Regions from separate parts of the Homo sapiens genome. Here region 1 is linked to region 2. The links are chromatin contacts, found by Hi-C in ENCODE. All regions are on one chromosome and are shown on one strand. Each heading gives the region's core, a stretch centred on a gene start or an enhancer-like site at or near the end of the contact. The rest is flanking DNA. Distances are from core to core; before and after follow the strand shown. Region 1 holds the start of AS-PTPRE (lncRNA antisense to PTPRE protein-coding gene). Region 2 overlaps LINC02641 (long intergenic non-protein coding RNA 2641).

Region 1 (4,085 bases), core at 1,443-3,942, 4.7 Mb after region 2:
AGCCCATGAAAATGTCTTCATTTCTCTTCAAATCACAAACAAAACGTGCAAAACCCATTCTGGAGTGCATCTTTTCACTGGCGACCAACCCAGTCCTAAGATAACCTTCTTAATAGTTCTATGGAGGAAGCTGCAAAGGCAGAAGTGACTACAACCCACAAAAGTCATGATGGAGCCCTGACGTGTGTGTACACACACACTACATGCACACACACACACACAACACACACACTACACACCCACCGCACATAACGCACACACATACACACTCCACACACACACCACACACTCCACACAAACATATCACACACATACCACACACATACACACCACACACATACCACACACTACACACACACACACACACACACTACACATACACACCAAACCCACATGCACACATTCACACAGCATACACACTACACACATGCACACCACACATACACCACACACACTACACACATGCACCATACACACCACACACACACCACACATTACACACATACACAACCACACACACCACACACACAATACACACACACCACACTCACTACACACACACCCCACACACAGAGCACTCCACGGTCAGCCTTCTACCCCGGAAAACTGCTTGTGCAACAGGCTGGATCTACCAGACGCTCCTCACTGTGCTCGCCTTCCAGCTCTGGGGCAGACTCCGGTGGTGGGACTGAGGGTCAGAGTCCCCAATCCTAGACCCCCACATCCACTTGTCCTCATGGGGCTGGTGCTCATTTCCCTGGGAAGCCTGGGAGAGTGGACCCAGTTCTCCTGTCCTGGGGCTCTTTTAAGTGCACCCACACTTGGCAACACTGGGGCTGGGCCCAGTGCAGGGTTCATAAAATACAGCCCTTGCACTGCCAGGGGCCTGGCACATTCTGCTATTCTTGCTATGTAATGACCCAGCAGCCCCCATCCTGGATGCTGAAATCCTACCCTTGTCGTCATGCCACAGCTGAGACAGTCAGTGTTCACCAAAGCAGGTGCATTCTCTCTCAGGACACTAGTGTTCTCCATGGGAACGCTGAGGAAGAACATCTCTGCCATCCCTGGTGTCGCTGTGAAGCTGCTTTTGCCCTTCCCAGGAGCTGACACTGCAGATGAAGAGACAGCACTGTGATTTCTGGAAGAGACAGCACTGTGATTCCTGGTCCTAATATCTTGGCTTTGTTTGGGTTTTTTTTCCAGATGACCATTCTAGGGTGATTCTGAGCCAACTGGATGGAATTCCCTGTTCAGACTACATCAATGCTTCCTACATAGATGTAAGTGGGCAGAGGTTTCTTGTTCCCCTGGCCCAGCTGGGGCATGAGCAGTAAGCACTTTCTTGTCTGGTGCCCGGAGTGTAAATTGTCACAACCTTTCTGGGCAGTTTGGCCACAAGCACAAAGGGTACGGAACTGCCCGTGCTTTACACACTGGCATCAGCATCTGGGAATTTGAATTCAAGAGACAGAGATGATCACAGAGGATGTTCACTACAGCATTATGTATATTCCTGACCAAATAGAACAGGGAGCATGGGTAGTTAAACAGATTGTGGTAAAACCATGTGCAGTGGACTATTAGAACTTGATTTGTATTAATCTTTAAAAGATCATTTAATATCAATTATAAAATTCCCATTAAAAATACAACATAAAATAAATTGTACATGTTCACCCAATTAGAGGACAGAAATGTCTGCATGTCTGCTTGTGGGTGAGTCTGGGAAAGGTTTGGCAGAAAAACAGACTAGAGAGGGGACGTATGAAGTAGGATTTGTTATTTCTGGAATTGCTGGTGAGTTTTCTTTCCTTCTTAACCTTTTCCTGTGTTTTGCAAATTTTCCATGGTGAATATGTACTGCTTTCCTAACAGCAACACCAACAAATCCTTTCAGCAAAGATAATTCTGAAAAAATATAAATCTGATGTTATTTTTTCTAGGGTTACAAAGAGAAGAATAAATTCATAGCAGCTCAAGGTAAGCTTTTTATTAATTTCTCAACGTATTTTTGGTAACGTGAATAGCTCTTATTTCCTTCTCTGTATGCCAACAAGACCAAGGACTTATACTGGATTTGTGTGTGTGTGTTTACACCTAACAGACACGTTAGATATCCATTCACACAACGGATATGTGTAGTCAGAGAAACACACACTTATTCCCACACCTATATGGTGTGAACACAGGGCACGCAATGGCCCCGGCTGCCATTCCAGCTTGTTAATACTTGCGTCAGATAACCTTGAATTTCTCTCAGCTGGCTGAGCCCTACATGGCTCCCCAAGTTTGGGCGAGGGGTTAGTGGGGTGAATAGCTTTTCAGATCAAGGCCATAACTAAGAATATACTTCAGCTGTGAAAACGTGCCCTTCACCTTGCACAGGGCTACCTTGTGTGTTGAGTACTGAATCCAGCATCACTCCGTTCCACCAGAGGTTGTCATCTGCAGGACCTGGTGTACGTGCGGTTAGATATCAGTGGAGCTGAAACCAGATTCCTCAGACTTCCTCACTCTTAGGCCAGGAGTCTTTAGGGCAATGAGCTCTGAAAGTCAGCGTCCATCAAAATCACCTGGGAAGTTGTTACAAATGCAGAATCTCTAAGAAAAAAGGACACACATGTGCACACGCAGAGGCCATCAGGAATGTGCCCAGCTGGAAACCTCAGGAAACCTGACGATCCTGGCTGAAGCAGATGAAAGCATGTGTTTCTCTCTTGCCAGCAGACACCCACAGGGAGCTAGCCCACGGCAGGACAGCAGCAGGGCCAGGGGCTTCCTTATCTCCCCGCCCATCCCCCTCAGCACGTAGCACTTAGCTCGGGACTGCAAAATAGCCGCAGCTCAGACAGGAAGTGGATAGGGGCAGAGGACTTTCTCCTAGTGACACTTTGTCTGTTGTTCACATCCCCCTCCCGAGGGACTTTAGCTCATATCGTATTGGACAGCACCATGCTGAGAGTAAGATTTTGACAAAGAGGAGGGGATTGGGAATGCAGGGTGAGGCTGGCCAGTCTCTGCCTCTCGCAAGGCTTTCACCAGCTCTCCCACACTTGGCTGTAGACCCAGCCCTCATCTGAACCCTGCTTCTTACCTGTGAACGTCATAACTCAACCTGGGCCCAATTATCTTGCCCACTGAGGAGTTCCTAGCTGGAGTGGGTGAGTGGCAGGACAGGCAGCCCCTACCGGTTCCGGAACGCTTCAGGGCATGACGTGTGTGTCCCCAACAAGCCTGAGAAGGGAGTGAACAGCTGTCCAGGGGCCAACGGCCAGGGTGCCGGGGCTGGGACCCCAAAGGGACTTCCCTTCATGCCTTTTGACTTCGAAATTGTCCTCTACACACAGGTCCCAAACAGGAAACGGTTAACGACTTCTGGAGAATGGTCTGGGAGCAAAAGTCTGCGACCATCGTCATGTTAACAAACTTGAAAGAAAGGAAAGAGGTGAGTTCCAGGCATCTGGCCCCGGTATCACTTCCTTTCAGCTGCTGCTGCCGGGCTGGGGATGTTCTTACCACTTCCTTTTCCTACTTCCCTCCCTTCCTCCCACTATCACTGCAGAAAAAAACCCAAACACATGCAGTGGCTTACAGCATTTTCTTCACGAAACAAATCCCCTGTGTCCCCAGCATCTCACTGTTATCTAATCTGTGATAACACAATGACACAAGAGTTTCCTTTTTTTCCCAAGTAAGAGTGGCCCCCGGCTGGCCCCATGGCTCTGCCTGCCTGATGAGAGACATGAATCTTAGAGTTTTAGGATGTTGAGCGTGTCATGCGGCAGAGCTCAGGCTAGAAATGAACATGATTTCGCGCTTATTATCCAGACTAGAGAAATGCTTTTGGAAAACGTTGGTATATTGAAGAAATGTTGATTTGTCATCCGAATATATTTAATTAGCTGTTTCTAATTCAAAAAAGGATGCATGTACGTTATAAGAATTTGAATCATTGACAAAGAAGAAAAGTTGAACTGATTCGTTTCCTAATGTAACAAGTACTCATTAGCATCTGCTGTGCTGGGCCAGCTCTGTCCCAGGTGCAAGGAGTAGGGGCTCAAATTCAGGGCTGAGAAGTGGTG
Region 2 (4,291 bases), core at 1,128-3,627:
GGTTGGCCTGGATGTTCTGGCTCCTGTCCACCTCTGGGACCACACAGACCTCCTACTGGGCATCCTGATGGGGAAAACCAGGGCCATGGCTGAGACAATCAGGCTCTGATGGTCAAACTGAATGGCTGTGGACAGTCCACAGTGAGATGGCAGGTGTCTGCCTGGCAGGCGTCCAGGTGAAGGAGCAGTGACCAGGTCCGCCTGCGTTTGGGTTGGGCTTCTGGATGTGTTGTCCACATATGCAGGTGGAACACGGGACTGTTATGTGGCTTCCCTGTCAGACACCTGAGCTGGCTGCCTGCATTTATCTGGTTCGACACCAGGTACTTTTCGACACCAGGTACTTCCCCCAAACACAAAGCTAGGCTGTTAATGACAGCATAAAGATGGCACAGGATGTGCATAATCCAACTGAGGCTATTACAAGAAAGAAAATTTGGTGAAAGATGCCCAATGCATTGGGAAAGATGAAATGCCTCTTTCCATACATATGAGTTTTATCCAGCTAGAAATAGACTGTTTAAATAACTTTCTTAATTAAATAAAGAGGATATTTTAAAGTTAGATCTGGAAAACCCTCATACCTCCAGCGCATGGTTTCAATGAAATATCCCTTAACATGAAAATATAGACAGTTAGTTTTTTCTTCCAAAGTGAAATGCTGAGAGGCTTCCATTCCTGGTTTATTATGCTTTCTGTATCTCTGCTCATTTTTCACCAGTATTGCATTAAGTATTGATATTGATTTCTTGTAAATGGAACTGAAATAGATGGCCCACAGTTTTTGTTATTGTTCGGTGGCACTTGTATGTAATTTATTATGGCTGTAATGGAGGCTGCCCCTCGCTGCCACGGCTTAAATTAAATGTGCCACACTCTGGCCTCTGCTTGTCACCGGCATCTCTCATTTGATAGCAAAAATTATTATGTATAAAGTTTCTCTTTCCTTCTCACCCCTTCCATAAGAAACAATAACTGTGCCCTTTGTATTGTTTTGAAAGTTTGTGTTGATGACGTCCATCATTAGTGAAAAATATGAAAGTAGGAAGGGAGAGGACAATTTCCTCCTGGCAGCTGGGTTCTGTTTGGTTTCTGGGAGGCCTGGCAGACAGGAGACCTGGAGTCCTGGCCTGGTTTTACTTCAACTCAATGGAGTGACCTTGGGCTAGTCCCCTTCTCCTTCTGACTGTGGTTTTGTGAAGATGCATCCATGGCTCACGTATGTGCAGGGCTCCAATGACAGCCCCTGCAGTCCAGGGCCAGGGAGCTAAGGTGCCCTTTGTCTGTGTGTTTTCCCTGTAGGGAGTGCCCCAGGATAAGCTGGTGAGATGGCAGGGTGGCACCTGAGTGGGCTTGGGCACCAGGCTGTCATGGCTGAGGACATCTGAAGGCAAAATTGCCTGGGGACAAGCAGCTTTGGGTGTCCCATCCAAGGTGCAGTGCAGGTCCACAGAGAGGAGGCACATCTTGAAGCCAGAGAGTGGCCCCCTCCACAACAGGAAAGGGCAAAGCAAGGACAAGGGGAAAGTGTCCTGGCAAAAAAACAAAAACAAAAACAAAACAAAAAAAACACACAACCCAAAACTGGAAATTCTCTTTCTCTTTCAGTTGAACCTCTTGGCTGGGCCAGTACCCGAAAAGCCACACCGAATAATCTTGGGGAATAGCTGTGCGACCATCCTTTCCCAGCATGCTCAGGATTCTGCAAATGTCCTCTGCCTTCTCTAAGGCCCCCATCTCCCTTTCAGGGTTCTGTAGCGTGTGTTCAACTTCTGGCCTGTGTCTTTCACTGTGTCGGGGTATTTTTAGGGGGATAGAATAGGGTGAGAAGCAACAGGAACTATCATGACTGGGGGGAATAGGCAGGCCCAGTATTAACGTGGCGTGTGTGTGTGTGTGTGTGTGTGTGTGTGTGTGTGTGTGTGTGTATTTGTGTGAATGTGTGCATGTGTGTGTTTGTGTTTGTGCATAGCACCTCAAGTGTAGGCATCTTTATTCCCAAGACAGCCCTTGCCAAAGACAGGGTCAAGTCACATGCTCTTAGACCTGATAATTCTGCTTATGTGATTTTCACTTCAAATGATTTCCTGTTAGGCATAAAGGTTTCTACTAAAGAAAAATTTAAGGTCCTCACACAAGCCACTTCTGCTCCTCCACTTCTTAAAGAACCAAGTTAGATTTTAGTGCATTCAGCATGGGGCAAAACAGTGTCTATTAATTAGACTTTCATTTCTATTGACAATGGGGCCTACAGGCCTTGCACTGAGGTGGACACAGACCTTTTGTGGTGCCCTGTTGATCCTGGTTCTGCTCGTGGAAAATTAGGCCTGATTGCCCTATGAAGGCCCCTTCTCTAGTTTCCCTCTCTCACCTGCTAAGTCTCCATTCTTCCTCTAACTGCTTTAAATAGGTCAGCTGAGTTTCATTCTTACAGTCATCAGGCCTTTGGTGAAGGCATCTGTGCTCTTGCTGAAGTCTGCAACATTTCCCAACATGCAGGCCAAGGGCCCTTCTCTTTCGGTCTGACCACTTGTCTGTTCATGCATGCATGCTTTCATTCATTCAGAAAATGTGTCAAGAAAAGAGCACATGATTTGGAGGCAGACGTAATTCAGTGGTGTGCCGGAGTGGGATATTTCCAGCTTGCAAAAGCGGATTGCTAAATTTGTAAGTGTTTTGCAGCTGGTTTTTAAACATATATTAAAAATGAAATTGTAGAAAATTGCAATTAAATAAATTATATCAAAAACAGAAAATAAATACTCAAAACTCATCATTTTCTAATTATTTTATAACATTGTATTACCATCTGTATCAGAGGTTTCCAAAGTTTTTCTATGAAAGTGCAGATAGTAAGTATTTTAGGCTTTCTTGTCTCTGACACACTATTCAGGTCTGCTGTTTTAAGGTAAAAGGAGCCACAGACAATGCATCAAAGAATGGGCATGGCTGTACTCCTGTAAAACTATTTATAAACATGTAGCACTAGATTTGGCCCATAGCCCAGGTCAAGTTTGCCAACTCTTGATCTATGCTTTTGAGGTTATTTATGTCTGTAATATCCTTCTGGTGGAAATACTGTATAATGGTTGCTCCCCAACTCTGCCTTCCATGAGCTCATGCTGGCAGCTTGGAATCAGCCATGGTGGGAGTATTTACACCACAGAAATTGGCAAACACTAACAATCAGTTCTCTTTTCCCAGAGAACTGGCTAAACATTCACGGGGACACCACTGGGTGCGTCTGAGTCTTGACTCCGTGTTATATTAGCTCTGTGGCCTTAGGCACATGATTTACTTTCTGAGCTTTAGTTACCTTCAATAAAGGCAGAGACTGTGCCTATCCCAGAGCACTGGCAGGGGCTGAAGTGACACAATGTGACCTAACGCGTGTAAAGCACACAGCCATGGGGCCTGGTTTAAGGGGGATTCACAGTTGAGACAAGAACTGGCTCTGGCCTCAGGAATTCTCAGGGTCCCGGAGGGAGAAGGTATAGCTCAACCATAGAACGTAAAAGAAAGAATCATAACCTGCAGTGGAAAGATCTGATCAGCCACTCTCCAACCTGGGGACTTCTGACAGCTGATTCTTGGGCCTCAGAGCTATGGTTTCAATCTCAACCACGACCCTCCAGGCAAGCCCTCTGCAACCCAGCTCCTGCCTCCACTTCCCACTGCTGACCCGACCACACACCCCGAGACCCTTCGCCCTTCCTGATGCACAGTCACGCCCTACAGTCCTTGTTCCCACTACCCCCCTCTTCCTGCGCCTCCCGTCCCTGCCCTTGTCTCTGGACTCAGCTCACAGGCAGCCTCCCTCCGTAGCTTCTCAGCCACTCCCAGATAGATCTCCCCATCTACAGGCTTCTATATCCTTGAGAGGGGATTCCAGCTCTTCCCCGTGGCCTGTGAGGCCCTGCACGCTCTGGACCCCTAGGAATGAATCATGTTTGGTATTTTCTATATTTTATGATGCTTTGACATCTTGGGGACCTTACTGGCCAGAAAGCAAATTGCCTGCAAGCCCACCACCACTCACATGTAACCAACCAGTCCAGGGCCCATTCTCCACTCACCTTCTCTATCTCACTCACACACTAACCAATATTTCCCCTGCCCTAAACCACCCCTGAACCAGATACCGAGCATCTAGAGACCACCCCAGAGTCCAGAGGTCCCCCAACACGATTCAGACTAGCTGGTCCTGGGCTGTTTCCTCTGCCTGGCCTGGCCTTTCCTGAGGAAACCACAATGAGGGCTCTGCTGGCCTAGGCTTCTGCCTCACTCTTTG

Evidence for each region. Hi-C counts contacts between places; a loop is a spot of excess contacts on that map. Pooled maps may share reads with other maps.
Region 1: a loop to region 2 is called in a pooled map, with 9 times the contacts of the local background. The contact joins the promoter of AS-PTPRE here to the enhancer-like site in region 2. A Hi-C loop is called at or near these places in 3 of 37 single-sample maps with no recorded cell type and 1 of 50 pooled maps.

What each region holds. Positions count from the first base shown.
Region 1 is chr10:128,059,733-128,063,817 of GRCh38, forward strand. It overlaps AS-PTPRE (lncRNA antisense to PTPRE protein-coding gene), which reads right to left and starts at 2,693. Exons shown (of 3, transcript NR_136150.1): 1 at 2,395-2,693; 2 at 955-1,112. PTPRE (protein tyrosine phosphatase receptor type E) reads left to right here. Exons shown (of 21, transcript NM_006504.6): 8 at 1,207-1,283; 9 at 1,947-1,983; 10 at 3,351-3,448. RefSeq lists enhancers at 2,236-3,435, 2,767-2,816, 3,227-3,436, 3,776-4,085.
Region 2 is chr10:123,395,939-123,400,229 of GRCh38, forward strand. The region is part of intron 6 of LINC02641 (long intergenic non-protein coding RNA 2641); the gene reads left to right. Among named protein-coding and RNA genes, the nearest start is that of LINC02641, 50 kb to the left of the region's middle. RefSeq lists an enhancer at 2,147-2,456. Within about 2 kb of position 2,378, at least 2 of the 41 ENCODE cell types and tissues checked have a DNase peak (open chromatin) inside an H3K27ac peak, as active enhancers do.